2 separate regions of the Homo sapiens genome follow, and region 2 is linked to region 1. Evidence: chromatin contacts called from ENCODE Hi-C or POLR2A ChIA-PET data. All regions are on one chromosome and are shown on one strand. The core of a region is the stretch at or near the end of the contact, and the rest is flanking DNA. Distances in the headings are between cores, read along the strand shown.

Evidence for each region. Hi-C counts contacts between places; a loop is a spot of excess contacts on that map. ChIA-PET counts read pairs that join two places held with the same protein, here RNA polymerase II (POLR2A). Pooled maps may share reads with other maps.
Region 2: a pooled map of right lobe of liver shows a loop between it and region 1 (1.9-fold over the local background). The contact joins two enhancer-like sites. A Hi-C loop is called at or near these places in 1 of 50 pooled maps. POLR2A ChIA-PET finds 5 or more read pairs at or near these places in 2 of 52 experiments (CD4-positive, alpha-beta T cell and H1).

Annotation. Positions count from the first base shown.
Region 1 is chr19:5,073,861-5,081,586 of GRCh38, reverse strand. It overlaps KDM4B (lysine demethylase 4B), which reads right to left. Exons shown (of 23, transcript NM_015015.3): 8 at 4,117-4,220. Among named protein-coding and RNA genes, the nearest start is that of PTPRS-AS1, 100 kb to the left of the region's middle. Within about 2 kb of position 3,140, at least 3 of the 41 ENCODE cell types and tissues checked have a DNase peak (open chromatin) inside an H3K27ac peak, as active enhancers do.
Region 2 is chr19:5,582,288-5,590,013 of GRCh38, reverse strand. It overlaps SAFB2 (scaffold attachment factor B2), which reads left to right. Exons shown (of 21, transcript NM_014649.3): 19 at 2,034-2,146; 20 at 2,247-2,313; 21 at 2,615-3,015. The coding sequence ends at 2,771. Among named protein-coding and RNA genes, the nearest start is that of TINCR, 18 kb to the right of the region's middle. RefSeq lists enhancers at 236-858, 2,955-3,947, 3,802-4,096, 3,842-4,136, 4,116-4,175. Within about 2 kb of position 4,018, at least 14 of the 41 ENCODE cell types and tissues checked have a DNase peak (open chromatin) inside an H3K27ac peak, as active enhancers do.

The sequences.
Region 1 (7,726 bases), core at 1,891-4,390:
GTCTCTGAAGCAGGACCCCCTAAACTGAGGAGCCGAGGCGTGCGTGGCTGGGGTGGGGCCCACAATGACCCCAGACCCAAGGTTTCCCAACAGCCACCCCAAGGTCTGGAAGAAAAGGCAGGGCTGCCTACCAGGGCTGGGGGGCTACAGCCTTGTGCCCTAGGAACCCTCCCCACTCTGGGGACACTCGAGATGGCCACACTGACCCCCACTCCCTGCTCACTGCTAAGCCCGTTGATAAAGCCTTTGAAAGACGACCATCCAGAAAGATCAACAACAAATTTGGAGTGATGGCTCCCACCTGCTGCACCCCGGGGCTCAGGCCAAGGGCTTCTAGGAGGTGGGGCTGTGGGCCCAATCCACAGACGTGGAAACTGAGGCTCATGAACTAGAATCCTTGAAGTCAAGTGGGCTCCTCATCTTTATTTAACATCCAGTAAAACGCAGGGATCACAGGCTGCTCGGAGTTCTGGGCGTAACCACTGATCCAGACAGGAACAAAACATGCCGGGCCCCCAGGCACCCCTCCTACCAGCCCTCTACCAGGCCATCCCCACCGAACCACGCACGCGCTCTCAGTCACCACAGACCTCGTTCCCTCCTAGTGGTTCACATGAATGGCGTTGTACGGCAGGGACACGTGCCTGTTGTCTTCCACCTGGCGTGCGTTTCTGAGATTTGTTCCCACTGTCCTGTGCACCAGGCGACCGCTCCTTTTCATTTCTAAACAGTACTCGGTTGCGCGTGGATCTATGGTTATTTATTTATCTATCCTCCTGTTGATGGACGTGCGGGCTGTTTCCAGTTTGGGGCTCTCGTGAAGAAAACTGCTAAGAACACTTATGTACCAATCTTTCTGGAGACATATGTTTTCATTTCTCCTGAGTAAATATGCACAGAGTGGCATCGCTGGGGCACAGGGTACATGCTTCCGTTTCCAAGAAAATGCCGAACGGTTTTCCATGGCCATGGCACCGCCCTGCATCCACCCCGGCTGGGAGCAGCGTGCAGCTGCGCCCTCCTCACTGGCATCTGGTGGCGGTGTTCTGACGTGGCCGTCCTGGGGCTGGCGGTGTCTCCCAGCTGGCTGCCTCTGACTTCTACCGATGCTGGGCACTGAACCATGGCTTTCGTTCCTGCAGCTCCTTCGTAACGCGTCTGCTCAAGCCCCTCACGCCGAATTCATCGGGCCATTTGTTTTCTTATCTCTGATTTGTAGGAGTTCTCAGGCCTGCTGATCATTATATATTCCCCCAGAAAGATGAGCAGAGATTGCTGGATACACTGAAGTCGCCAATAAGCCATCAGAACTGGTGAGGCTTTCAGAAGCCAGCCACGGCGTCAGACATCAATCAAAACTGACACAGCTTGGAAAAATGCCAGTCCTTAAGAACACTGTGATATTTTTCTTTTCAAATAATTAATTGCACCAATCAAGGGAAGTCAGTGTGCATTAAGTTATATTTTTAAATTCCCATTCAAGTGACAGCCACGTGCAGCAGAACGAGCACGCGGCAGAAAATAGGGGTGGGGGGGGAACACACGTGGCCCCAGGGCCTGGCCCCCGCCGTGCAGGACATGGGGTCCCCAAGGGCTGGCCCTCACTGTGCAGGACGTGGGGTTCTCTGGGCCAGCTTCTCCCCACTACGCTGGGAGCTCCGTGAAATGAGGGGCAAATAAAATTAAGGTTTGGGGCTTTTTAAAAAAAAACCTAATTACTGGGCCGGGCATGGTGCTCACACCTGTAATCCCAGCATTTTGGGAGGCCAAGACAAGAGAAACACTTATGCCCAGGAGCTTGAGACCAGCCTGGACAACAGAGTGAGACCCCATCTCTAGAAAAAAAGAAAAGTTAAGAAAGTAAAGTAAATGCCATTACTGATTCCTTTATCCTATTTGAGCCGGCTTCGGAAAGGCTTTTCCCTGACCACCTGCTCTAAGGCCAAGTGACGGCTCCCTGTCTCTCCCCTGGAGAACCAGGCCTGCAGGCATGCGTCAGGCAGACATCAGACTCAGAGCCTTCAGGGATCCAGCTGGGCCCCCGGAATGCCAAGATTGAATGGGGGTGATGGCAGCAGAGAGCCAAGCTCTCACAGTGTAAGGACCTCACTCCCCCAGCCCTCCTATGAACCAAGGCCTAGAAGAGAAAATGTGCTCGGTTAGGACAAGAAGATTATGTTCCTGCGAGAAAACCTGCATCCTGGTGGCTTCGTTCCACACTCACGGTGTCTGTCCCCTGTGTCACTGCTGTCAACATTATCCAACAATCAATTAGAAGGCGTTGGGATGATGAATAGGCTTTGCGGCAAAGTCATCAGTGGTGACAGGACGCGGCCCCAGACACCAGGCACGGAGAAAGCCCGGAACTCGGTTTCCTCTGCGAGCTCTTGCAGAATAAATGAGGGAGTCAATGGCAGATTACAGAAGTACACACTTTTAATTATTAAAAAGCTCTGCTATTGATCGGCTTTTTCTCCTAGAAGTAAATACCATTACAAAGATTTATAAGGGGAGTGTGGGGAGTCACTTGTTTGAAGGCTGCCAGGAATTCAGATGAGGGGACCCACGCTGCTGTCTGGAAGGGACGTTCATCTCAAGCCCATGGCGTCTGAGAGGCTGAAGGACGGTCCCCAGGCCGGGCGGCACAGGGTGCTGTTCGCTGCAGTGGGACAGGGGCCTTCACTGTGGCAGCCTCTGGAGAAACTGGCGCCCGGCCCCAGCAACCAGCTGGCGGTGTTGGGGAGCGCAGCCGTACTGCCTGGACCCCGCCTGCTACCATGCATGGTGCCAGCAGCCGCTCTGAGGCTGGTGGTGAGCCACCTTTGGCTCAGGTTCAGGAACTTTACAGATAAACTGCAGTGCGATACAGATGCTGACCTGGGAGTCCAGGCCACTCACTGCCTGCCCACCCCTTCGATGGGCACCCCCCTCCAGGAAGCACCACTTTGGAGAAGGTTTTAGACAAACCAGCCAGAAAATCAGTACTTCTCACTTCCCTGAGCAATGCCGTGATCTGTCTGGTTTTGCTGGTACTGAATGATGTTCCAACCAGAAGACGGGGGAGAAGAGGAAAGGCCGGAAATGCGCACTTCTCCGAGCGAGATCTGTGCTGTCTGATGAATGCCTGCAGCGGCTGGGAGGCGGCCTCTGGGTTGCAGCCCCGCCAGGAAGAGCGGATCCCCGATGTGTGAGCTGATGCTTTGGCGGTTTGATTGAAATGTCACAAGCAATTTCCGGCTGGCTGACACTCAGGGCCTCACCACAGAGCACGCTCCCGAGCCTGCACATCACTCTTCCCGTGGAACCTCATGAGCTGGGCTGCGGCCCAGACCTGCCTTGCAGGTTCTTGGCACGTGCCTCTCACCTGGACAGAGCTGGGGACACAGGCCTAGACTCTCCCATGGACAAAGGCTTCTCCATGGGGAAGGAACTGCCTCGAGTGGGTGCAGTTGCTGAGCTGGACCCTGAGCACAGCCTGCTCTGCTCCTGGGACACCAAACCCCAGCTGTCCATCAAATCAGGTGTAGGGAGGCCCCACCCCCCGGCCTCAGGTCTCCTCCATCACAGCCTCCACCAGCAGCCCCTGAAGCAGTGAACTGAATGAGTTCACAGTCTTCACGGTGCAGGAGAGCCCGAAATGTCACTTCTAAACAGGCAGTTCTCTCCACGGCCGGGTGACATGGGCCGTGGGGGTGCCTGAGACTTAGGGTGTGGCCTGGGGCGGTAGGAACCAGGTTCCCACCTTGCACGGGACGAGGGGCCCTGCCCTCTGTTTCTTTGGCAGCTTCCTGCCAGGTCAGCAGGGCCTGCCCCTGCCCTTCCACCCCTGCAGCCCCTGCGGAGGGGCCTCTGATGGCCACACCCAGGAGGAAGTTTTGGTTTGGTTTGGGAGGGGAGGTTAACACCCCGCCAGATTCAAGCTCTGCCATCTTCGCTTCCCCGTGGAAGAGCTGGAGGCTAACTGCTGAGCCATGCGGCCCTCCTCTGGCATGCTAATCACTGTTCTAGAAACTTCTCCAGGGTTAAACAGCTTATCTCCTGGGGTATGTGCGGCCACCTGGGCTTGGACCCGGTACCCACTTCACCCACAGGCGTGCAGGCCCCACCCGTACGCACCCGGCTGAAGGGGATCCCGTACTTCTTCAGGATGATGGGCGAGATGAGGGTCATCTTATGCCGCAGGAAGGCGTCGCAGCCCTGCGAGCTCCCGGGGAAGAAGCCTAGGGCCGAAAAGACAGACGTCAGTCTCCTGGGCCACAGCCGGCCGGGGTCAGCGAGGATGCTGCCCTCTGGGCAGGCTGGCTCTTTCCTCCCATGGAGAGCGGGCGTGTGGGAGCACAGAGCACGGCCCAGATCTGCCCTTGGTTCTCAGGGCCCCAGTGCCTGCAGGTCGGGGGGAAGGAGATGCGCAGGAGCCGCCCCATAGTGCCCTGCTGTGAGCTCTGCAGGTGGCAGACAGTGGTGACACCCTCTGGCCTCTGCGCAGTGACCATGTGAGCAGATGCCTGGTCTCGTCTCTGCCCAGCAGCAGGGGCAGCCAAGGGCCTCCTCACCAGGGGAAGGACCAGGGTTACTTGTGTGACAAGGTGCCCACCCATGGCATACACTTGGGTCCCTCACAGGGCACGGCTATGCAGAGACTTCTCCTCCGACCTCCCCAGACAAAATCCACCAGACCACAGCCCACACAGTCGCTCGGTCAATGAGAGAGCACGATCCTGGGGAGAGGACACGGTGTGGCCGCTCTCGTCACTCGGTCAACGAGACAACATGACCCTGGGGAAAGGACGCAGCGTGGCCGCTCTCGTCACTCGGTCAACGAGACAACACGACCCTGGGGAAAGGACACAGGGTGGCCGCCCTCGTCACTCGGTCAACGAGAGAGCACAACCCTGGGGAAAGGACGCAGTGTGGCCGCTCTCATCACTCATTCAACGAGAGAGCACGACCCTGGGGAAAGGATGCAGTGTGGCCGCTCTCGTCACTCGGTCAACGAGAGAGCACAACCCTGGGGAAAGGACGCAGTGTGGCCGCTCTCATCACTCGGTCAACGAGAGAGCACGACCCTGGGGAAAGGATGCAGTGTGGCCGCTCTCGTCACTCAGTCAACGAGAGAGCACGACCCTGGGGAAAGGACGCAGTGTGGCCGCTCTCGTCACTCAGTCAACGAGAGAGCACGACCCTGGGGAAAGGATGCAGTGTGGCCGCTCTCGTCACTCAGTCAACGAGAGAGCACGACCCTGGGGAAAGGATGCAGTGTGGCCGCTCTCGTCACTCAGTCAACGAGAGAGCACGACCCTGGGGAAAGGATGCAGTGTGGCCGCTCTCGTCACTCGGTCAACGAGAGAGCACGACCCTGGGGAAAGGACGCAGTGTGGCCGCTCTCGTCACTCGGTCAACGAGAGAGCACGACCCTGGGGAAAGGATGCAGTGTGGCCGCTCTCGTCACTCGGTCAACGAGAGAGCACGACCCTGGGGAAAGGACGCAGTGTGGCCGCTCTCGTCACTCAGTCAACGAGAGAGCACGACCCTGGGGAAAGGACGCAGTGTGGCCGCTCTCCTCTCGGAGCTGATGTTCTAGAACCAGACCAGCCAGGGACGGTGAGGAGTTAGCAGTGCTGCCTCCCCCTTGGGCACCTGCTTTCAAGGCCATGAATGAGACTGTGCACCTGCCCCCCCACACAGCACAGCGGGTGTCCTCACTGTCACTGCACAGGTGAGGAAATCGAGGCCCGGGCCACCAACTGACTCACCCTCGGCCCCAGCACCACCAGGAAGTGGCAGAGTGGGCCTGACCCCGAGCTGTGGTCAGAGCTCACAACCTCTTCCTGTTGGGCCGTGCTCAGCATGGTGGGCTGCGTACATGTGTGTGGGGCTGTCTGTCTAGGAGTGCGCTCTGCAGCTGACTTAAAGCAGCGCCTGGGAAACAGGCACTCACACCAGCAGCTTGGCGCCTTCACAAACCTCACAGCCAGGCTGGGCGCGGTGGCTCACACAGGGAATCTCAGCACTTTGGGAGGCCGAGGCAGGTAGATGGATCTCTTGAGGCCAAGAGTTGGAGACCAGCCTGGCCAACATCACAAGACCCCATCTCTACAAAAATAAAAATAAAAATAAAAAATAAACCAAGCTTCCTAATTAGCACAGTTCAGGAATGTTTCCAAATCACAAGGTGAAGACCCGTGCATTTGGCGGGTAAGGTAAGGATGCCCCGGCTTCCCGGCAGCAGCTGCTGAGGCCCACGCCCCTCAGTGTGCAACACAATCCCTGTGCCAAAGGGACTTCCCTGAAGCAGCCGGGCCCCCGGAACCAACACCAGGGGAGCCAGACGGGCCCAAGCCAGGAAGAGCAGTTCAGGGAGGGGACTTACCGCCTCATCTCGGGCACTTCCTGCTCCACCACCCACTCTGCAAGTGGCAACGGGCAGGAGGCCGGCCCAGGAGGCAGGAGGACGGGGGTCAGATGTGGACCAGGAGGGGCACTCCCGGGTGAAGCCCGGCTCCAGCACAGACTGCGGAGACTAGGACCTGCTCCCCAACAGGGCTGCCGGCTCTCTCCCGGCTGCGCCTGCGTCCCCTGCCCTGTGACGGTAGAGAGGTACTGCCATGTGGACGACAGAGGTGTGGGGTGTCACGCCTGCAGCAGACAGGAAGCCCACAGGCGTCCACCTCCTGCCAGGACTGACCAACAGCCTCGGCCAGCCCGAGGGCCCTTCTAGAAGCCTGCACAGACCTCAAGCGCCTCCAGGACGGGACACACACCCATTGGGTCATTGGTGGAAGGCGGCACAGCTGTGTGCGAGAGCACCAGCACACGGAGGCCCAGGCGCACGGGGAGGCGGGAGAGCGGGGCCACGGTGCTTCTGCTGACACCCAGCCACGCAGACACCACGGTGAGGTTTTGCAAAGTACAGGGGTTTGCCGAATCCAGCAACTTTTCTCCACACTAAAAGCATTTCAACGAGAATGATGACTGCCTGCCGCCCGGCCTGCCGGCGGCCTCTCCGCAGTTCCTCTTTTTAATGCACAGTTTAAGTGGCTCTCATTAAAGCTCTAACAAAGGCGCACATTTTAAGTGATTAGCACCAATAAGGCGCCAGCACATTAATGCTCTCTCCATAGGCTCCACAACTCTCCCGGTGAGCCCATTTGGAGCACAGCTATTCATTTTCCATATTACTCGCACACCCCTTCCACCGTCCCAACGATGGAACACATCGCCTGCCCCAAAAAGAGTCTGGGAGGGGCACCTAGGAACACAAGGGGGGTCGGGTAGGCTTTCCCCATTAGTGCCCCATCCTGCCCCCAGCTGCCTTCCAGAGGGGAGGGCAGGGCCCTGAGCCAGAGGCCACAGGGGACTCAAGGTGTTTCCACGCAGCTGCAGGCATCTGACACATCCCACAACCTTCCTGACCCTCCTCGGGGTTCACAGCCAGGCTGGCTCCCAGAATTTTAGAAGCTGCTCTGCCCTGCTGAAGGGTGACTAGGGTCTCACTCTGTCACCCAGGCTGAAGTGCAGTGGCTCCATCACAGCTCACTGCAGCCTTGACTTCCCAGGCTCACGCTATCCTCCCGCCTCAGCCTCCTGAGTAGCTGAGACTACAGATGTACAACACCACGCCCAGCTAATTTTTACAGAGACAGAGTCTCACTATGTTCCTGAGGCTGGTCTTGAACTCCTGGGCTCAAGCAATCCTCTGACGTCAGCCTCTCAAAGCACTGGGATT
Region 2 (7,726 bases), core at 2,769-5,268, 510 kb before region 1:
GAATGTCTCGATCATGGGCTGCGTACACACTGGGAGAGACAGCGCTGAAGCTCTTAGTCCTGCCCCGTCCGTGGTAGAGCAGCCTCGCCCCTGCCTCCACGTTGCCTCTTGACACGTGTCTTCCTCGGGTTTTTTCTCTGACCCCCAGTTGGTCTGGGGTGGATCTTCTCAACCCTATCCTGCCTATTAGAATCACTTAGGAGGACCCTCCACCCAGGACTCAGGGCTGAGGACACTGGGCCAGGTCCTCCACAGGTGTCCAAAGCCACCTTCACCAGCACTGCAGTGGGGGTGCTGTTCTGAGCCTTGTCAGCATTGGTGGGGGGCAGGGCTTGTCTGGGAGGACTCTGGGTGCCTCTCTAGTTTCTTTGGCCAGCTGCAGTCACCCCTGCCTGTTTGTCCTGTTGCCGTCTGGGCTGGCCGTGAGGAGGCTGGTGGCAGGACTGCTTTGCGGCTGCTGCCCTGCTTTCCTCTGTGAGCCGAGTGTCCTGTCTTGTCTCCAGCCCTGGCCCAGGGCTGCCTCGGACCCTGCCCAGCGCCACAGGGTGGGTTTTGGCCCCCTGTGCTCCCCCGTTCCATCCCTCCCTCCGCGCTGAGAGGCACTTCCAGCTCTGCCAGGGACTTTGACTCGGTGCTGTGCCGAGTGTCCCAGGACACCCGAAGCTTCTCCTGAATCTCTGGGCAGCACAGACGGTGGCAGTGCTCTGATCAGTTGGTGTGAAGTGTTCTCTCCTGTGAGACTTCATTAGCATTCCTGTCCTGTCGCTTGCTGGGTGTTATGGTAAATACCTCGGGAGTGTAAACGGGAAACTCACCCATGGTGAGCAGCGGCTGGGCGCCATCGGGTCACCGAGGGCAGGTTCCACACGGGAGCTTTCCGCTCCCTCCAGGGCGGTATTGCACTTGCCTGGCAGTGCGCGCTGGGGGCTCTGGTGGCCCCTCTCGGGCCTGTGGGCTGGCTCACTTGGCCTGACTGTCACTGCATCCGGCAACCCACAGCAGGCAGGCACTCGTGCAGATGGGTCTGGCTGCTTTCCTGCACGGCCACTGTGACTGCTTGGCCACTTGGGACTCAGGACACTGGACTCGGATTTTCATCTCCCAGAGTTTGTCTGAAACTTTAAACAAATAGCTTTCTTTAAGTATAGTTCACACGACACACACTTCCCGTTTCACGTGTGCAGTCAGTGGAGGTTTGCGTGTACGTGGATCTGTTTAGCCATCCCCACGGCTGATTCTGAAGCATTTTCATCACGTCAAAAGAAACCCTGCCCCTTTTAGCAGCTGCACCCTCCCCCCTGCCCTTGGTAGCCACAGGTCCCTTTCTGGCTCTGGATTTGCCGTCTTGAGTCATTTCTTGGCCTGCGCGGTGTGCCTGCTGGGCCTGGCTTCTCCCTAAGCCTTGGGTATTCAGGGCTCATCTCCACATGCTGCCTGGGCCAGCGCTTCCTTCCTAGTTAGGGCTGAACATTCCATGGTCCAGACACACTACATAGTGTTATCTGCTCATCAGTTCATGGGTGTTGGGGTCCTTCTCCCTTTGGCTGTTAGGAATCCTGCCGCTAGGAACATTCATGCACAGATGTCTTTGGCCATGTTTTCATTTCTGGCAGGTAGGAATGGGTTTGCTGGGTCATGGTAATTCTGCGCTTAACTTTTTGAAGAACCACCAAACTTTTCCACAGTGGCCACACCATTTTACATTTCCACCAGCAGTGGACAAGGGTTCTTCCCTTTCCTCGCACCCTCCACGGTGTGTGTTATTGTGTGATTCTAGCATCCCAGCCAGGGGGAGGTAGCATCTCGGTGTGGCTCGGATTGGCATTTCTGGGTGGCGTTGAGCACCTTCTCACGTGCTTACTAGCACATCTGTCTTTGGGGAAATGTCCCTTCCCTTGATTTGCCCACTTGACATGCAGCCCTTGTTGTGTGGCATGACCCACCATGCAGCTGAGGTCAGGGTGGGTGCGCCTGCTGCCGACACAACCCTGGAGGCTCATTAGATGGCTGCATGTCTTTTTCTTTTGGCAAAGGGGTGGCCGTGACTGGGGAGAGCACAACCAGCGGCTAGAGGAGCACCAGGCACGCGCCTGGCAGGGTGCCATGGACGCAGGCGCGGCTAGCCGGGAGCACGCCAGGTGGCAAGGTACGGGGCTGGCTCCAGGGACGAGGGTGGCTGTGGCCCCCACATGTGTCCAGGGGCTTCCCCAGGAACGGAGTGTTTGCAGACCCTTCTTCTCTTCTAGGTGGCGAGAGGGGCCTGTCTGGGCCCTCGGGGCCGGGGCACATGGCAAGCCGCGGTGGAGTGGCGGGGTAAGGTGTGTCGTCCGTGGAGGACGGTGGTTCACTCCTGCTCCTCACTTCCTCTCCCTTTTTTGCATGTTTGATCAGCTGGCTGGGTTGGATGTTATGAAAACAAAGCAAAAAGCAGCTCTTTGCAATTTATGCAAATAACGCTCTTGAGTTACCTGGAATACAATGTGCGATGATGATTTTTCTCACCTGGAAAAAAAACCCAAGCGCTCTAAAGGCTGCGGGACCGTTACTGAACCCATGTTACGATGAAAACGCTGAGCACTTCAAGGGGAAAAAAATTGTCTGACTTTGTTCCTAGGCGAGGCGGCTTTGCACAAGGTGGACATTCCCAGGGCCACGTGGTGCCAGGTGGCGGACTGGAAGGTGGCGGAGTGGCCAGCCAGGACCGGGGCAGCAGAGTCCCTCACCCACACCCTCATCCCCCCCCGTACCCCCACTTCACCCGCCGCTACTAAGTCCCACTCGCTGCGAGTTTTCGGGTGGGCAGACGCACTGTTGAATCTGGTAGCCAGGGTTCCCTCGAACTTGGGGGATCTTTTTAAAAGCAAAGTAAATCCTGCCACCATGTTGTAGCTCAATACAATGTGAACTCACTTTTTTTTTTTTTTTAAATAAATGTGTTCTTGTTCTGCCATTTTTAAATCAAGGTTTCTGTTAACGAGGCATTCCATTTTCCATTAATAAAGTTTACCATTCGCAGTCTTGCGTGCGCGTGCACATGCGTGAGTCCTGGTGGCCGTAGAGCTCGGGATGGGACCAACCCTGGGCGCAGTGGTGTGACCACATGGTGACTGTTGGCTCTGCCAGGTGCTGCCAAAGTCTTTTGCCTGCATCATCCTGCTGAGTTGTCATAACCACCTCAGGAAGTGGGCTGTCCGGGTTCCCATCATGGGATGAAACTGAGGCTGGGGAGTCAGCCCATGGGAACTAGGAATTCTTCAGGGGGTGCTGTGCACCATAGGGCCCTCAGACCAATCCCTTTACCCCGAGCCTGTCTCTGCGTGGGTAGTGGTGAGGGCGTGCCAGGCCCTGGGGAGCCCTCCCCCTGCCACCTCAGTCTGGGGCTGTGTCCCATGCTGGTGTGTGGTGGGCTCTGTCAGGGAGGGTCCGTGTGTGGTGGGCCCGCCCCTCCCCTGGCTGCCAAGTGTGTCCTGCTCAGTGTCTGCTGCCAGCAGCTGGTTAGGAGTGGGATGGCGCTGACTCGGTGATGGGCCCACGTGGTAGAACTGGTCCCTCCGTTCTTCTGGAAATGTCCATTTGTCTGCAAAAGTGCATTTGAGTGTGATGCCCATTTTCTTCCTTAAAGACTGTGCCAGATGAGGCACTTCGCTGGCCGGGGTAGCCCGCAGGCTGCCGGCCCATGCGCGCAGCCCTCCGTGCCAGGGCCCTCCAGGGGCCGGCCACTGTGAGGCACAGCTGTTCTGTTCAGAACTGCTGGTGCATGAGCGGAGCTGGTGCTGGCCAGGGGTAGGGGCTGCAGGCATCTTGGGGCAGAGGATGGTGCATGGGGTTGGCCTAGTGCCCTCTCGGCGGGAGGGGCAGCCCAGCCCGGTGTGGTGTGGTGAGAGTTAACTGGCAGGGCCACCTGCTGGGGACCTCTTTTCCTCCCCTCCGTATCTAGGACAGCCACCCGCAGGCCCCTCCTCCAACTGCCGGTTCTGCTGGAGTTCCCCCCGCCCCCGCTGGGAAGTTAAGTTTTTAAAAAGCCATGTTAAAATCCAGCCCAGCTTGCCACAGACACCAGAGCATGAAAGGCAGGTTGGCCCTGGCCCTCGGCGTCCTGTCTGGGCCTGAGCTGCCGTGAACGCATTCCGGAGCCTCCCCCACGGTGGCGGCTTCTGGAGTCATTTTCCAGTGGCAGGTGGACTGGGCGCCACGCCGCCTCTGTGTTGCACATGGGGTCTTCGCGGCTTGCCTGTCTCCCCGACGAGCCAGAGTCTAGAAATTGGGGTTGAGAGCTTCCCTGTTGGGCAATAAAAGGCAGGCTTAGCCTGCGTTGAGGAGGCAGCCTGGGATTGGGAGCAGGCCCTGTTTTCAGACCTCGGTGTCTCAGATGTCACGGAGCACCCCTTCCTGGAGGTGGGTGTGGCCTCCTGAACTATGAAGCAGGGGCTCAACCACTGCCAGGCTGCTCTATGGGAGCTGGAAAGGGAACCAGTCCCACTGGACATCCTATGGGGGCAGAAGAGCCCTGCCCTTTCCAACGAGCCGGGCCTGGAACCAGCTCTGTTCCACGCAGAAACAAAGCACTCGAGTTACCAGGACGGCTGTCACAAAGCACCATAGACTGCCTAAGGAAGCTCATTGGCTCTCAGTTCTTGAGGCCAGGAGTCTGAGATCTGGGTGTGGGCAGGGCTGTGTCCTTCCCAGGCTCCGTCCTGAGCCTCCTGGCTTCTGACAGCTGCCGAGCACCTCTGGGCATTCCTTGGTTTGTAAAAACATTGCCCAGTCTCGGCCTCCATCCTCATCATGTGGCCTTCTTCCTGCAAGCGTGTTTGTGTCCTGGTTCCCCCCCCCCTCCTTTTTTTTTTTTTTTTTTTTTGGAGACAGTCTCACTCTGTCACTGCTGGAGTGCAGTGGCGAGGATCTGGGCTCACTGCAGCCTCCGCTTCCCAGGTTCAAACGATTCTCCTGCCTCAGCCTCCCAAGTAGCTGGGATTACAGGTGCCTGCCACCACGCCCAGCTAATTTTTGTATTTTTAGTAGAGACGGGGTTCCACCATGTTGGCCAGGCTGGTCTCGAACTCCTGACCTCAAGTGATCCGCCCACCTCGGCCTCCCAAAGTGCTGGGATTACAGGCGTGAGCCACCGCGCCTGGCCTGTTTCTTTAATAATTGAGCATAGGTACGTTATATTAACTCAACTTTTATTTCAAGAGAGAAAAGGTGGGTGGAACAAAATACGTGTTATGAAAAGGAGATGCTGATGGACGTGTGGGTGGTTCCCCCCTTTGGGCAGTTGTGTGTGAATCACGCTGCCGTGAGCATTTATGGATATGTATGTGTTTGAACACCTGTTTTCCATTCTCCTGTGTATATACCTGGGACTGGGATTGCTGGGTCCTATGCTGACTTTGTAACTCCCTGTGTTTTATTTCTGGAAGTATAGCCAGACTTTTCCACAGTGGTGGTACCATTATACATTCCTACTAGCACTATATGAAGATTCCAATTCCCCTTTTTTACGAGACAGGGTCTCGCTGTGTCTCCCAGGCTGGAATGCAGTGGCGCGATCATAGCTCACTGCAGCCTCGAACTCCAGAGCTCAAGCCATCCTCCCACCTTGGCCTCCCAAGTTGCTAGGTCTACAGGCATGAGCCACCATGCCTGGCCTTGGTATACCATTTGGTGGTGAATTTTGTTATGTATCATTTCCCATCGTTTTAAAGACATTTTTAAAGGGGAGGGGGAGCTGTGGGGGCATCACGGGAATGAGAGCCACTGGGGCAGAAACAGGGAGCTTCTTGAGAGCAAGTTTAGGAGCCAACTGCCTGGCACCCAGCCTTCTCACTACCTGCCTGCCCACGGGCAGGTCATTACTGTCTGCTTTAGCTGCTTTAACTGGAAGGAGGGAGTAATCATTGTAGTTGCCATATGGGATCTTTACAAAGATTAGTTAATCCACATAAAAAGCTTGGCATACAGTAAATGCTTAATACATGTTGGCAGGCCCTGGGGAGCCCTACAGGAATAGAGCCTCGGGTGCTCATGTTTCACAGGGGCCCTGGCGAAATGCAATGCCAGAGGTCTGGAGGGGGTCCCGGTGAGGAAATGACCAGCTCCAGCCATACAGAAAGAAAACAGCAGAATCAGAATTAAGACCTTATGGCCTGGCGCGGTGGCTCATGCCTCGAATCCCAGCACTTCTGGAGGCTGAGGCGGGTAGGTCACCTGTGGTCAGGAGTTCGAGACCAGCCTGGCCAACATGGGGAAACCCCCATTTCTACTAAAAATACAAATATTAGCCAGGCATGGTGGTGGGTGCCTGTAATCCCAGCTACTCGAGAGGCTGAGGCAGGAGACTTCTTGAACCCTGGGGGGCGGAGGTTGCAGTGAGCCGAGATCGCGCCACTTCACTCTAGTCCCGGGTGAAAGAGCGAAACTCCATCTCAAAAAAAAAAAAAAAAGAAAGAAAAAGTAGAATTAAGACCTTACGAAATGTCTCCACAGCTACAAAATGTGTCAACTTCACCAATTGCTAAATTTTGTATTCATAAAGATTTCATTACATTTCAAAACAGCTCCTAGGTTAGATTTTCTTATTCCCAAGGAACTCCCAAGCCTCCACGATGATTGCCAGTCTCAAATTGCATGCATGACTCCTAGTCACATAATTTCAAAGGCAAAGTTAGAACAGGGCCTTTTGATTCCAAAAAAACCCAACAACCATAAAGTCGACGTTTAACGGGGATGCCGTGCCTTTTAACAGGTTTGCCGGATTGAGGGGCAGGGCTTCCTTGAGTCCCAGTGACCCACGGGAGAGGTGAGGCTGTTCCTACCTGGTCATACGATGGTGACAAATCAGGGTTCGGATTCTGCTCTCACTGCTGGGTGGGTTCAGACCTCAGCCCTTCAGCCATTTCTTTGGTCAGCTGGGTGGACTAGGAGAGCTTTTCTCTTTGTTTTTTGAGATGAAGCCGTGCCGTGTTGCCCAGGCTGGAGTGCAGTGGCACAATCTTGGCTCACTGCAACCTCCGCTTCCCGGGTTCAAGCGATTCTCCTGCTTCAGCCTCCCAAGTAGCTGGGATTACAGGTACCTGCCACCATGCCTGGCTAGTTTTTGTATTTTTAGTAGAGATGGGGTTTCCCCATGTTGGCCAAGCTGGTCTCAAACTCGTGGCCTCGGGTGATTCTCCTGCCTTGGCTTCCCAAAGTGCTGGGATGACAGGCATGAGCCACCACACCCAGCCACGAATTCCTTCACCTTAATCACATCTGCAAGGTCCCTTTGTCTTGGAGACCAATGTGTTCATAGGTCCCAGGGATTAGGACGTGGGCATCCTTGTCCGTCACCCTGGTGTACAACAGAATCCACTTTGGGAAGCACCTGATGTGCTTACCAGTCAAGCAAGTTAGACATCTCTAGTCCCCCTGGCCAGCCACCAATTTATATGAGGACACCTACGGACGCCACACAACATCACCAAACCCAGACATAGCCCAGTGCAGCTCCCTGGGAAACTGGAGTCAATTCCTGGGAAAGTCAAGCGCAGAAGAAGGTTCTGAGCCCGAGGGAGGCTGAGACCCGCCCAGAGGTAGCGAGCCATGGAGCTGAGGCTGCAGCCCGAGGTCCCTTCTCCTCAGCCTCCCCGGTTGTCAGGGCACCCCGTGCCGCGGTCACACGGTGGTGAAGGGATAGGTGTTTGGGGCACCAGTGAGCAAGCTGCGTACGTGAGTGTGTACATAATTT